Regions from separate parts of the Homo sapiens genome. Here region 2 is linked to region 1. Evidence: chromatin contacts called from ENCODE Hi-C or POLR2A ChIA-PET data. All regions are on one chromosome and are shown on one strand. The core of a region is the stretch at or near the end of the contact, and the rest is flanking DNA. Distances in the headings are between cores, read along the strand shown. Region 1 holds the start of DDX59-AS1 (DDX59 antisense RNA 1). Region 2 holds the start of TMEM9 (transmembrane protein 9).

Region 1 (2,640 bases), core at 1-2,500:
CAGATCGCGCCACTGCACTCCAGCCTGGGCAACAGAGCAAGACTCCGTCTCAAAAAAAAAAAAAAAGAAAAGAAATTAAGTGGTTTGTCCAAGCTCACACAATTCTTAAGTGTTACAACCCTGGCACTGTGGATCCAGAGCACAAGCTCTCAACCATACGAGGACTAAGCTCTAATTTTTTATCTTACCCAAATTCCTTTCTAAGGGGTCTGGAGAGTCATGCCCTACAAACCATAAATTCTCATCAGATGGGTTTTATTTAACCCTGTATATCGTGACTTACTTTCCAATCTGACTCTGGCCTAACAAGGAAGAAAATAAAAATGTTTTACCCCAAAATATATTTCCTTGTCGTACCTTAAAACTCCCCTGCAAAGTCTCTTGCAGGAAAAATCTGCATTTGGTGAGAATTCCCATCTCCCCTTGTTTTCCCTCCTTCCTTCCCAGATCCAGGAGATAATCAACTAAGAGCCAGGCACCCTTTTAAGTCCAATATAAAACAATTTACAACCTGCTCTCTCTAAAGTCTATCTAAGAGCTTCCTCTGCACAATAAAACTTGGTCTCCACAATCCTTTATCTCTAGCCTGAACATTCCTTTTTATGGATCCCAGGTCTTTAGATAACCTCAACCAGATAACGTTTACATTTACCGATTGAGTTGCCCCGCCTTTCTAAACTAAACCAATGTATTTCTTAAATGTATTTGATGTCTCACGCCTTCCTAAAATAGATAAAACCAAGCTGTACCCCAATTTCCTTGGGCACATGTTCTCAGGACCTCCTGAGGACTGTCACTGGCCATGGTCACTTGAATCTGGCTCAAAATAAATCTCTTCAAATATTTTTCAGAGTTTGATTCTTTTCATCAACCCATATCTATACCTTTTTACACCAAAAACATGTCTTTGCAAAATTACAGTTATTGGGAATAAGGCTTTTAACCTAATCTGGGGACTATCAAATATACTAATAAATATTTTTCTTAAAAAAATTCTTTGTTTAAACTGCCAGATTCCAACTTCCAGAAAAATTCCAACAGAAATGCAACCGAGGGTCTAGAATTACTATCCTAAATCTCCGAAAATGTACAGGGGGTGGCGGGCGGGGCAGGGACGGCTCTAGGTGAGCAGGAAAAAGCTTGGAACTCAGTCTTCCAATGGCGAAAGGGAACGTGCTCCTGCTGGGCGGGACGGCGGACGGCTGGCGGCGGCGCGGCCTCCAATTCTCGCCAACGCGCCCCGCACCCCCGTGCACTGGCGGGCCCTCCCCTCGGGCGTTGCCTCCCACCCACGCCCGGCGGCACCGCACCCCGAGGCGCTTCACGTCACGGAGCTGCTAGGAGACGGGCGGGGCTCCGGTTCCGGGTAGAGGCCTGGGACACGGGGAACTGTAAGGATGGGAGGAAGGCCGCGCAGGGGCACCAGTTCTGCCGCCGCGGCCTAGCGCCCCAGGTCCCGGAGAAGGGGCACCAGGGCGGCCAGGGGCCCAAGCTTCCGGGGCACGCTCACCCGCGCAGGACTGAGGCCGCGTCCGCTCCCGCTCCCGCTCGGGCCGTCTCCCCCTTCCAGGCTCCAGGCCAGGCTTCCGCCCGACAAGCCCTGACCCGCTCGTCAGGACTGCGGCCCGGGGTTGGTGGTGCGGAGCGGAGCGGAGCGGAGCGTAGAGTAGAATCCACTTCCCCGGGTTTTGGGAGGGGGCCGCAGCCCGCTTTCCGGGCGGCGGGGAGGCGGGGCCACCGCGGGGGCGGAGCTCGGCTGGGAGCCGGCAGTGGCTTGGGAGGGAGGGAGGGAGAAGGAGAGGGGCGGGAAGGCTCCTCGCGTTTTCCACGCCCCCGCCCAGCTCTGGGCTGGTGGTAAATCTCGGAACTGGTCCGGGCTGGGCGAGTTCTGGACGGAGGGGCACGTTTGGGAATCCTCTTGGAAGAATTTACGTAATCGAATGGGCTGGGACTGGTGGAAAAGAGTTGGACCGTCCGGAAAGAAGCAGGAGGGCGGCGCGGGGGCCTGGCACCCTTAGAAAGTGGGAAGTGTGAGTGTAAAAGGGAGGGGCACTTCTGCCCGTTGGGCCCAAAAACCCTTTTCTGGCTTTAGCTAGTAGAGCCACTCAAAATTTAAACGGAGTCAGCTTGATGTGGCATATATGATAAGCTGGATAATATTTCCTGCACCACCGCACCCCTCCCCCCACCCCAACACCAACAAGAAAATAACACAAGTCACGGTTCTTGTTCCTTGTGGGCTGACATTTCCCTGTTTTGCCAACCTCTGGAGCCACGTGTCCCAAGCAGCTTGTAGTTGAGAAGTGATGGGGGAGAGGAGACAGCACGGGAGAGGAAGGAGGGAAGCCAGCTTATATTCAGGTGCCTTAAGTATTTAAAAATATTTTCAGTGTAATAGTCGATGCATTCAAAAGAGCATATTTACCAAATATGTAAAATTTAAAGTATGCTAATGAAACTATCACTCCACCACGTTATCAGTATTTAGCATGTATCTATGCATCTCCAGGATTCTACTCCTGGCCTCTTAGCTCACCACCACTATCTTCAGTTTTGTCCCTCTTTGCCATTTTTAGTGGTTTTATCATATTTGGATGCATTCCTGTGTATTGGTGTATTTTTCTTCTTTTTGAGCTTTAT
Region 2 (2,640 bases), core at 98-2,597, 480 kb after region 1:
ACAGGTATTCTGGTGATGCTACTGTGCTTAGTTACCCTGAACACATCATTTATTTTCACTGTGTTAATAGTACATCATATTTTTTTACCGTTAAGAACTTATGTGTAACGTAAGAAAATATTTATCGGTAGCATATAAATTCATTGTCAGGAATGGTGGTGATGCCAACCAACCAGACTATCCACATGGGTGCCTGAGATAGTGACGCCTTTGCTTTCTGATGGTTCAGTGTAGATAAACTTTGTTTCATGCACACAATTATTGAAAATATTGTATAAAATTACCTTCGGGCTATGTATATACAGCATATATGAAACATAAACGAACTTCAGGTTTAGACTTAGGTCCCCTCCCCAAGATAGCTCATTTTTTATGTGCAAATACTCCCAAATCCAAAAATATCTGAAACAAAACATACTTTGGTCCAAAGCAAAGGAAGGTATGGAGAACTTAGATAACTTCTCCAAACTTCCTTGCTGGAAGTCCACCACTGATCTGTCTGATCAGAGTGAGCCAGTGCTCTGTGCCCCACCCTTCCTCACTCCTCACCCGCACTATCCTTAGGGAGGCCAGCAGCCTTGAACCTGAAGGAAGACCACTAAAAGAAGTATGGCCCATAGGTGAGTGAGAGGCAGGCTTAAGGAGCAGCTGGCTACCTCTGAGTCAGCCCTGTAGACAGGGTGGCCGTGCACTGTGGTCGTGACCAGGTGCTGCAGGCTCACCTCCCTCACCTTGTTGGCTTCAGCTGGGGGCACCAGCAAACACCCGACCACAGCCACCAAAGATAAGAGCTTCATGCTTATCAGGCTTGCTGGGCCAGCAAAGCCGGACACCTGGAAAAAGAGATACGGAGTCGGAGAAGGGGAAGGTGGCCACACCGCAGCCAGCACGCTAGGCCCTTAACCATCCGGCCAAGTGGGAATGGGGTTGGGGGCTGGGCTCCAGGATTCCAAGGCCTGCTAAACCTGGTCGCCAAACCCTGCTTCCCTCCCGCCCAACTCTCCGGCTCTCCGCCAGCCACCTGGTGAGCCCGGCAGAGGGGTCCTCGAGGGGACACCGCTGCCAGGGGCCTCCAGTTCCTTCTCAAGGCCCGGCTCTGACCCGCGCATCACGTCCCACCGCCCTCCGCCATCTCCGCCTCTGCCCGCCCCGCAGCTCCTCCCCGCTCGGGCCCGACGGGAACTTTTGGGTGCGAGTCTGGGACCCCTGCTCCGACGGCGAAGGCCGGTGCCCACCACGCCCAGAGGTCTTAAGCCGGACTGGGACCCCCAATAGCCCCGCGACCCCCGTCCCCTCCCCCAATGCCGCGTCCACGAACCTACAAGCCCGCTGCAGCCGCAAAAGACCCAGTTGTCCCCGCCCTCTCCTAGCTTCTATTGGTTGCCAGAGCAGCCCCTTAACCCGACCGCGCTGTCGCCATGGCAACAAGACCCGCCTTCACCTGGGCGGGGAGACTCTTGCGCAAGGGAGAGGCGGGCATTTCTCAAACCCGACCAAACCAGAAAAGGGAACGTCAGCCTTCCAAACTCCTGGGGAAGGGTCTTGCCTTTGTGTGGCCTGAGAACTCCCACTGCGGTGCTTCTCCCTTCCTTGTATTATAAAACTCAGCTTGTTTCATCTTGCTGTTTTAGAAAGAAAGCGCTTTATACACTGTAAGCTAGTAACGTCAACAAAAACGATACGAGATTGAAGGGCTTTGTCCTCATTCAAAATCTGGAAATGTTATTTAGGGATCCACGTCTTTGCTGCAGAAGACTTTCTGCGCGGCAACGTCTCTACCCCTACACACACCTCTGAGAAGGAGAAATCTAGGGTTGGCGATGGGTGGTGTGGGCTGGGCCTGTGAAGAGTGTGCACAACAGCGTCCTCAGCCTGATCCCCCTACCCCATGCTGGTGCTGGGCCTGGCAAAATGGGGCAAAGTGTGCATGGCCAGGATGCAGGGGTGAGGGTCCCTGGCTGCTATGTGGCAGATGTGAACTTCTTGCCAGCTGTGAAGGAAAGGGGAGTCATATGAATTCAGGGCACCAGACCCGGAGTGAGGACACCGGGGCTTTGGCCCTGGCGCTCCCCCTAAGCAGCTGTGTTAGCCTGGAAAAGATACCTCCCTTCTCTGGGCCTCAGCTTCCCTTACTTCCCTTATCTGTAAAATGATTCGGTTGGATTCTAAGATCCCCTTCAGCTTTGATATGTTGGGATTCCTTAGGGGTGGGTGGGAGGGGTATCAATATGGCCCAAACTTGAGGTTGGTGGCTGGATTAGCATAGGGGCTGGGTCCAGGTGGAATCAAGCCCCTCGCAGGCCCTGTGAACTGAGGTGGGCACTTATCTGGAGGCCACTGAGTTTGTGTTCCTCTCTCCTATGCTTATGTCTTATTCCTCTTTATATCCTTGCCACCTGGCAGAGTGACCTGTGTTTGGTAGGTGCTCAGGAAGTGTTTGCTAAACTGAATTCTATAGAATTAAATTAAATCTAGTTGGCAGGGGGCAGGGGCAGGAGGCCTGCAGTGTGATGCAAAGGTCAGGGGCTTTGGAGCTAGAGTGACCAGGGCAGGAATCCTGGTTCCTCCCTTCCTAGTTGTGTGAATTTGGGTGGTTTCCTTTAGGACACCGCCTTTGGATCTTTGGAAGTCTTTGGAATC

What was found. Hi-C counts contacts between places; a loop is a spot of excess contacts on that map. ChIA-PET counts read pairs that join two places held with the same protein, here RNA polymerase II (POLR2A). Pooled maps may share reads with other maps.
Region 2: a loop to region 1 is called in a map of CD8-positive, alpha-beta T cell, with 26 times the contacts of the local background. The contact joins the promoter of TMEM9 here to the promoter of DDX59-AS1 in region 1. A Hi-C loop is called at or near these places in 3 of 168 maps with a recorded cell type or tissue (CD8-positive, alpha-beta T cell and naive thymus-derived CD4-positive, alpha-beta T cell), 2 of 37 single-sample maps with no recorded cell type and 9 of 50 pooled maps. POLR2A ChIA-PET finds 5 or more read pairs at or near these places in 2 of 52 experiments (A549 and H1).

The regions. Positions count from the first base shown.
Region 1 is chr1:200,668,257-200,670,896 of GRCh38, forward strand. It overlaps DDX59-AS1 (DDX59 antisense RNA 1), which reads left to right and starts at 1,251. Exons shown (of 3, transcript NR_110787.1): 1 at 1,251-1,366. It overlaps DDX59 (DEAD-box helicase 59), which reads right to left and starts at 1,651. Exons shown (of 8, transcript NM_001031725.6): 1 at 1,511-1,651. RefSeq lists a silencer at 1,065-1,804.
Region 2 is chr1:201,153,127-201,155,766 of GRCh38, forward strand. It overlaps TMEM9 (transmembrane protein 9), which reads right to left and starts at 1,348. Exons shown (of 5, transcript NM_001288565.2): 1 at 732-1,348. The coding sequence starts at 797. RefSeq lists an enhancer at 585-734 and a silencer at 1,145-1,424.